Regions from separate parts of the Homo sapiens genome. Here region 1 is linked to region 2. The links are chromatin contacts, found by Hi-C in ENCODE. All regions are on one chromosome and are shown on one strand. The core of a region is the stretch at or near the end of the contact, and the rest is flanking DNA. Distances in the headings are between cores, read along the strand shown.

What was found. Hi-C counts contacts between places; a loop is a spot of excess contacts on that map. Pooled maps may share reads with other maps.
Region 1: a pooled map shows a loop between it and region 2 (4-fold over the local background). The contact joins the promoter of TM7SF2 here to the promoter of SIPA1 in region 2. A Hi-C loop is called at or near these places in 4 of 50 pooled maps.

Annotation. Positions count from the first base shown.
Region 1 is chr11:65,109,528-65,114,114 of GRCh38, forward strand. It overlaps TM7SF2 (transmembrane 7 superfamily member 2), which reads left to right and starts at 2,345. Exons shown (of 10, transcript NM_003273.6): 1 at 2,345-2,540; 2 at 2,988-3,184; 3 at 3,284-3,338; 4 at 3,693-3,887; 5 at 3,964-4,067. The coding sequence starts at 2,489. It overlaps VPS51 (VPS51 subunit of GARP complex), which reads left to right. Exons shown (of 10, transcript NM_013265.4): 7 at 178-396; 8 at 955-1,076; 9 at 1,167-1,254; 10 at 1,800-2,335. The coding sequence ends at 2,060. RefSeq lists enhancers at 600-1,527, 1,528-2,453, 2,150-2,444, 2,367-2,476, 2,547-2,596 and silencers at 1,286-1,461, 2,727-3,156.
Region 2 is chr11:65,636,851-65,640,756 of GRCh38, forward strand. It overlaps SIPA1 (signal-induced proliferation-associated 1), which reads left to right and starts at 1,251. Exons shown (of 16, transcript NM_006747.4): 1 at 1,251-1,332. It overlaps PCNX3 (pecanex 3), which reads left to right. Exons shown (of 35, transcript NM_032223.4): 35 at 1-589. The coding sequence ends at 128. RefSeq lists enhancers at 72-862, 1,814-1,883 and a silencer at 1,094-1,463.

The DNA of each region.
Region 1 (4,587 bases), core at 1,095-3,594, 530 kb before region 2:
GGTGTTGCTGGGAATGCAGATGGCTGGACAGTGCCCTCATGGCCAGACCCCAGACCAGCTGCCTGTGTGTACCCCAGCCTCCACCTTGCCCAATCTGTGCCCAGCTCCTGGTTGGCAGTGGCCCCTGAGCTGCCCCCACCATACCCACTCCCTCTGTCCTCTGCCTCCTTGGCTCAGGATCAGTTCCCAGTGACGCCCGTGAGCACGCTGTGTGCAGAGGCCAGGGAAACGGCGCGGCGGCTGCTGACCCACTACGTGAAGGTGCAGGGCCTGGTCATATCACAGATGCTGCGCAAGAGCGTGGAGACTCGCGACTGGCTCAGCACTCTGGAGCCCCGGAATGTGCGGGCCGTCATGAAGCGGGTGGTGGAGGATACCACCGCCATCGACGTGCAGGTGCTGCCCAGGCTGGCCGGGGTAGCCCTGACGCAGGCTGGGGGTACTGTCCCTTCAAGAGGGGCTGGGGCAGCAGAGGATCACTGGCAGTCCCTGCCTGGAGGAGGGGACATGTGTATCTGGGCTTCTCACGGGGCCAGTTCTGTAGCCAGGGCGTCCGTGAGGGAACCCCAGGGGAACAAGTCTCCAAGGATGAAGACCAAACGGGCTGGGGAGTGCCTATGTCCACGGTCTTGTTCCTTCTCAGCCCAGGATTATGACATCTTCGCCCCTATTTTACCTGTGGAGAAGCAGAGGCTCAGGGTTACCCAGGAAGTCAGGGCAGGGTTGGTGCTGGTGCTGAAGATTAGACCTCAGACCAACTCTTGTATCCTGCCTTTGCCCCACTCCACTGGTTCTATAAATAGCGACCATGTACCTACTAAATAGCGGGCCCCGCGGTGATTACCCTGTGATCCTTGTGATGCTTGAGTAGCTGACTTAGGGCATCCTCAGCACCGATGGGCTGGTGGTTTCCCCTGACTCGGGCCTCCTTGCAGTACCTCTTTTTACCACCAGGTGGGGCTCCTGTACGAAGAGGGTGTTCGCAAGGCCCAGAGCAGCGACTCCAGCAAGAGGACTTTCTCCGTGTACAGCAGCTCTCGGCAGCAGGGCCGCTACGCCCCCAGCTATACCCCCAGGTCTGGCTGGTCAGGGGAGCCCCAGGGGGAAGGGACAAAAGAGGGCGAGGGTGCAGGGCGGGCTCTGATTCCTTGTCTTCCCCAATCCAGTGCCCCGATGGACACCAACCTCTTGAGCAATATCCAGAAGCTATTCTCTGAACGTATTGATGTGTTCAGCCCTGTGGAGTTCAACAAGGTCCGACTTCCAACGTGACTCAGACTTCCAGGGATCCCGGGGAGGGTTGGCTGGAGCAGCCCCACACCTGCCCAAGGAGCCCCAGGACTCTGTGACCAACTGGGGGTGACCCTGACCCTCCAGTCTCTGTCTCTAGGGCTGTTTTTAGGTAGTACAGAGTGCCCTGCCTCCAAATCCCACAGCCCTTGTCCCAGTCTTGGTGTATGCCCAGCCTGAGTCTGGGTGCTGACCTGGGATTACTGTTTGCCCTTGTCCTTATCCCCACAGTAGTCTTGGGTCCTCCCCAGGGTTTTCTGTTCACCCATGGTCCCTGCCCCGCCTCACTCCAAGCTCAGGGATGCCTCTGATTGCTGGGCCCTACCTGTCCCCTGCCCTCCAGATGACGGCGCTAATATTGTATCCCTCCCTTCTTATCTGGCCCCGGAGACTTTCTGCCTCATCCCAGCTACTTCCATCGTATGTCTCCCGGGCCCCTGCTTGGAACTTGGGTGTCCCCCACACACACCTGCAGTCCCCAAGCTGCATCCCTGTGTCCCTGCCTGCAGGTGTCGGTGCTGACCGGCATCATCAAGATCAGCCTGAAGACGCTGCTGGAGTGTGTGCGGCTGCGCACCTTTGGGCGCTTCGGGCTGCAGCAGGTGCAAGTGGACTGCCACTTTCTGCAGCTCTACCTGTGGCGTTTTGTGGCCGACGAAGAACTCGTGCACTTGCTGCTGGACGAAGTGGTGGCCTCTGCTGCCCTGCGCTGCCCAGACCCTGTGCCCATGGAGCCCAGTGTGGTTGAGGTCATCTGCGAGCGCGGCTAGGCGCAGCCGCTGCCATGCACCGGTCTGTCCCTGCACCCCATGGCACCCAGGATCTGGTCTCGGTGGTCCTTCCCCGCAGGCAGGTGTCAGGACCGGCCTAATAAACATGTGTGGCCTCCTCCTCTCGCTTGCTGGGCGGGCCTTTCCGGGGGCGGGGTTTTGAAGCTGAGGCTTCTGAGGCGCCCGCGTCGGGTCCGCCCCCGAGCGCCGATTGGCTGGTGTGCTGGGCCCAGCATGGGCAGGGGGCGGTTCCACTTAAAAACCCTGGGACGAGAGCGGTCCTTGTCTGCGTTCCGTGTCCAGGCAGGTGCAGGCGCCGCGGGGCCGGATCCTCCGCGCGGCCGAGTCCATCTCCTGGGAAATGGGGCGGACAGTGTTTCCTTGACTGACTATTGTGAGCGCCCTCTCTCTCCGGCGGAGCGGAGACCATGGCCCCCACTCAGGGCCCCCGGGCCCCGCTGGAATTCGGAGGGCCCCTGGGTAATGGGGCAGAGAGATGGGACCTGGGGCAAAGGCTAAGCGAAGGAGAGCTGGAGCGGGTGAACTAAGAGCGGGGGCGAGATCTGAGGATGGAAGGCTTTGGGGGTGTCGGAGGCAGAGGGACCCGGGGGTTTGCAGCGAAGGGTGTCTGGAGAGGGAGAGCTGAGGAGGGGCCGGTTCTGGGGGCTGCAGAACGGGGATTTATGGTGTCGACTGGGAGCAGGAGGAGGGTCTTCGAGGGGCCTGGGGGCGGGGGACTAAGATGGACGCCTGGGAAGGGAACTGGGAGGCAGCGGGGTGCCTGGGGGCCGAGGGCTGAGGACGGGGTGCGGAGGCGCACTCTGGGAATGCCGAGAGGGTCCCGCAGAGACGTCAGGGCGCCCGTGCGGGCCGGCGGGGAGCTGGGGGGCTAGGGGCGGACGCCCGACGTGATGGCCCTTCCCGCAGGCGCCGCGGCTCTGCTACTGCTGCTGCCCGCCACCATGTTCCACCTGCTCCTGGCGGCCCGTTCGGGCCCCGCGCGCCTGCTGGGTCCACCCGCGTCCCTGCCGGGGCTGGAGGTGCTGTGGAGCCCACGGGCGCTGCTGCTGTGGCTCGCCTGGCTCGGCCTGCAGGCGGCGCTCTACCTACTGCCGGCGCGCAAGGTGCGGGCCCCGCTCGCGGACGCTCGGGGGAGGGAAGCGAATGGGCTCGGCGAGGGAAAGGACGCCCCGGGCCTTATCAGAGCCCCCTTGGACCCGCAGGTGGCCGAGGGGCAGGAATTGAAGGACAAGAGTCGCCTGCGCTATCCTATTAACGGTGCCTAGGGGACGGGCCCTCGCGCTGGAGTTAAGCGGCCGGGGGTGGAGCTCCAGGCCTAGCGGGGAGGTCCACGGAGATTGGCCCCCACCCCAGGCTCCTTTGTGTGCCTCTGTTACGCCCAGGACAGACGCCGGGGGCTCTCCCTATGCCCCTCGTCCCCACAGCCTTACCCCATTTACTGCTACTCCGTGCACCACAGCAGTGGCTGGGGTGATCCTCTGAAGGCCAGGGTGGCAGCCTAATGCTTGGGGCAGGGTCTGTGGCCCCCCTGAGTTTTGGGCTCTGCGTGTGTTTGCGGGGTGGGGATGTGGAGGCGCGCAGCCCCAGGGCTCACTGTGCGCTGTGGTTCAGGCTTCCAGGCCCTGGTGCTGACAGCCCTGTTGGTGGGGCTGGGGATGTCAGCGGGGCTGCCTCTGGGGGCGCTCCCGGAAATGCTCCTGCCCTTGGCGTTTGTCGCCACCCTCACCGCTTTCATCTTCAGCCTCTTTCTCTACATGAAGGCGCAGGTAGCCCCAGTTTCGGCCCTGGCACCTGGGGGGAACTCAGGTGAGAGGGGTCCTGGGGTGGAGACGGAGGCAGATTGGGGCGTCTGCCTGTACATTCACTCTCCAATATTCTCCAGGCAATCCGATTTACGACTTTTTTCTGGGACGAGAGCTCAACCCTCGTATCTGTTTCTTCGACTTCAAATATTTCTGTGAACTGCGACCCGGCCTCATCGGCTGGGTATGTTGGGCTTGACTGAGCTGGCCTCAGGCCAGGGGGAGGGTTAGGGTGGGTGAGCAGCGCTTGGGCAGGGCAGGGCCAAAACTGTGCAGATGCGAGTCATTAACCATTCATATTCCACAAACATTTGTTCAATCCACCTGTGCCTAGGTACTGGGAGACAAAAATAAAGTTAGAGGCAAAAAAGCATCTTTGCTGCAGAGAGCCTACATTCTGGTGGGAAAGACAGAAAAAAATAAGTAAAATATATACAGCATGTCAGGGATGACGTTAGGAGAGCACGTGCAATTCTCAACAGCAGTCAAGCACAGAATCTATTTCCAGGGAGTGACCGCATGCTGCTTGATGGTCAAGGCAGTGCAGAACCTGAAATTGATCGCTGGGGTTAGCAACCTACCCGTCACTAGTGGCCTTGACAACATTCCAACTGTGATCTCTGGTTCTGTGGCCAAGATTACCCAAAGAAACTCTTGGGCAAGGCCTCTCCTGTTGCCCTGGAAATTATCTTACCCGAGGCAGG
Region 2 (3,906 bases), core at 1-2,500:
ACATTCCTTGCTTGGACAGCAGTGCCCCTGAGAGTGGCACACCTATGGGTGCCCTGGGCGACTGGCCTGCCCCTATTGAGGAGCGTGAGAGCCCGGCAGCCCAGCCCCTGCTGGAACACCAGTACTGAGCTACCTGGCGCCCACTGGACCACCTCCTAGGATTCAGTAACGGACCTGCTCTGCTGCCTCTCTGCTGGACCACAGAACTGAGTGGCTTTGGCCTACATGTCTGAACCCTGACCTTTGGCTGCCTTGGCCAGAGTACCAAAACTGAGTGACCCAGACCTCTGACCTTGACCCCTGATCTCTCTCATCCCCAGTCCAGGGCCTGGGCTCCCCAGATGGAGGCAGTCAGCCTCCCAGCCAGGCCCTAAGAGCCAAACCATGGGCTGGTCCCACTTGGAGCCTGTGGCCAGGACCACCTCAGCCCCTGGGCCTGCACTGCCTGCAGGTGTGGCCCCCTTGGCCTGGACCTGGGGCCTGAATTGTGGGAAGGGTGGTTTCTTTCTTTCCTTTTTTTTCTTTTCTTTTTTTTTTTTTTTTTTGTGCTTCGGAGACATCAGAATTAATAACACTATTTTTGATTTTGGTTGGCAGTTTCTTTTTCTACCTGGGAATGGGTACATGATAGTACAGGCGGCTAAGTTGGGATGGACAAGCACGCAGAGGGGTGAAGGATGTGGGGCTGAAGTCTAGTAGAGATCAAGGGCAGACCAAGGTGGGGTTCAGGTAGAACCGGGTCCTCTTCACCGCATGGCTGCTCCCTTTTCAAGCCTTTATCTGAAGGGTATTGTCTGCCATTTCCCACCATATGGTCAGACTTCCAGGTCTGGTGGCTCCTACATTTATCAGGCTTGTTCTTGGCCAAAGCCTTTCTCTGCACCTCAGCTGCTCCAGGGCGTAAAGAGATGACACCTATCTAAGGTGTTTTTAGAATAAATGAGAGCGCGCTAGTGGAATGGTTGCCCAGGGCCCAGTGCTTAGCAAGTGCTCCATAAAATAGTGGCAGACTCTTGAGCACCTGCTGGCCGGGAGCTGGACGCTAGGTGGCCTCCGCTAGCCCTCCCGGTTGGTCTGGAAGGCAGGCACAAGTTTCTCAGGAGAGGAAATGGCCTTAGAATGAGCACTGCTCGGTGCTGACCTCCGCCAGGCCTGGAATCCCCGCTGCTGCGCTTCCCGCCGCAGACAGCTCCCGGCCGGCCCCGCCTCCCGGCATGGCCCCGCCTCCCAGCATGGCCCCGCCCCCAGGCGGAGCCGGCGCCGGGAGCGGTAGCGGGAGAGCGGCAGCGGGACCCCAGCGCGGGCGGCGGCGGCTGGGCGGGAGCCCCAGAGGTACTGGCGGGAGCAGGGGACGGGAGGCACTACTGTCGGGCCCGACAGGGGAGAGGTGGCCTAGCCGTGGGCCCGGGTGATGTGTATGGGAGTGGGGTCCTCGCCACGTTCGCCGCCAGCACCCTCCCAACTTCCCTCCGGGCTCCAGCTCAGTCCCGAGTCAATATGTCCAGCCCCCTGTCTCTGACCAGCCGTTCCTACTCTCTCTGTGTGACGGCTTAGCCTGGCCAGCCAGCCGGTGAGTGGAAGCGGCGGCTCCTGACTCCTGGTGGCGGCACTGTGACCCCCTCCCCCTCAACACTGCAAGTGTGTGCGGGGCTCCCCCTTATTCTGAGGCTCCTCTTCTTCTTAGGCGGCCTCCACCCCAGTCCCTGGCCTGGCCTGGGAGGAAACATCTGTCGCGCCCCCTGGCAGCCGAAATGGGGTCATGACCTCCAGATGTGCTGGGAAGTGGCCAGCTCCTCCTCCTGGGGCAGCCAGGCCTTCCGGATCTGTGGGGGCGGGGCCGGCCCTTTCCCCCCACCCCTAGTGACACAGGCCCGGAGGAATGTCCTAGCCTCAATGGACCCTGTGTGAAGCTTCAGGGTGGGGGGCAGAGCCCGAGAACACCCCTCAAGGCAGCGCCAGAGCCTGGCACTGGGCCACAGCAAGAGGCAGCGCACAGGCTGGGTGCACACATGCACAGATCTCACTTCCAAGCGTGCAGAGCTCAGCCCACAAGGAGCGGGGCTTGCACAGACCCCCTCCCTCATGCCCTCCTACTCCTTCACACACTATAGCCCAGGCCCGAGCGCTGAATGTGCCCAGAGCTTGGCTCATGGAGCCAGGGGCTACACCCGTCACACACACACATAGCTAGCGACACTCACCTCATTCTTCTCAGTCTCTCAGCAGCCTTGGGAGGGGACAGAAATAATTAAACCCAATTTTTTTCTTTGTTTTTTTGGAGACAGTCTCACTCTGTCCCGCAGGCTGGAGTTCAGTGGCGCGATCTCGGCTCACTGCAACCTCTGCCTCCCAGGTTTAAGCGATTCTCCTGCCTCAGCCTCCTGAGTGGCTGGGACTACAGGTGCGCACCACCACACCCGGCTAATTTTTATGTTTTTAGTAGAGACAGGGTTTCACCATGTTAGCTAGGCTGGTCTTGAACTCCTGACCTCAGGTGATCCCCCCGCCTTGGCCTCCCAAAGTGCTGGGATTACAGGCCACAGCCACCGCACCCGGCCAGTTAACCCCATTTTAGAGATGAGAAAACAGAGGCTCAAGGTCAGCATGGGAGTTTATTCAGGAGAAATCAAGGTAGAAGCACCTGGGCTGGGGAGCCGACTCTTGCTTGGTTCTGGAGGCCCCAGACGAAGGGTGTGTGGAGCCCCTCCTCCACCCCCCTCCGGCCCAGCCCCGCATGATGTTGCTGGATGCTGCATGAAGACCCACCATTAGATGCCTGTACCCCCAGTGGAGGTTCCCCAGCTCCCTGTCCTCACTGCCTACTCCATCCAGGGCTTGCCTGGGTGTGGCTTCCCTCAAGTTCTCACACCACCATTTGCACCTGCCTCTGGCGTCACGTTTCCGCACTTAGCAGGTCCCTGGGGCTTTGGGTGTCTCAATCTTGCATCCTGTGAGACCTTGAACCTCAGCCCAACACCCACCCCCCAAAACCTACGCACACAGACAGCAGTGGGCAGGTGCAGCCCTGCTTAGGGCCTGGAGATGGGCAGACCCAGGCTCACATCCTAGCTCTGACACGGAATTGCTTCAGGCAAGAGCATCTCCTCTGGACCTCATCTGACCATCTGTCACATGGGGTTCAGACCTCCCTGTCTGCATCAGTGAGACCAGGTAGGCAGAGGTCCCTATGGGTCCCTGTCATTGTGACTCCTCTTGCCCCCAAGCCTGGGCACAGTAGCCTGCAAGAAGGTGAGTTGGCCTGTCCTTCAGGGCAGGGTGACTGGGGTCCCATGACAGCTGCTGTGACCCCAGCACCTTCCTCAGGATGTGGGGGCCTGGCAGAGGGCTGGGCCCACAGTTGGGGCTACTTCCTGTGCTGAAGGAAGTCCTCTTGCCATTCCTGCTGCCCTGCCGCTGCCTCCCTGGGAACCCATGTGTCCTTGTGGTATTGAGGCCTTGAGGTCCAGGGCACTGAGATCAGACCTCTCTGGGTGATCAGCTCTCCAGGGACCCTGAAGGAAGTGGGAGGGGCAAGGAGGAAGGTCTCTGGGGACAGGACGTCCTCCCTTTGTTAAGTGGGCAGGACCCAGACACCAGTGGCCCCTGGGTTTCCCGTCCCAGCCAATACAAGTCATCTGTCCGGTTGGGCTAGGTCCTGGTGGGACCCTTACTCTGGGCCCAGGCCAAAGCTAAGGTGTGTGGGTGGCGACTGGGGGACCCTGGCAGTCCCAGGGCTGCCCAGGCTCCAGGACCCTCAGGACCAAGACCCAACAGCCCAGCCTCTAGCCTTGCCCAGCTAAGCTGGGGAGGGGGCTGGAAACTTTAGCCCTAGGCAGACAAGGAAGTGGCCTGGAAAGCGGAAGCAGCTTTGATGGTCTCGGAGGGGGCCGGAAGCCAACACGGGTG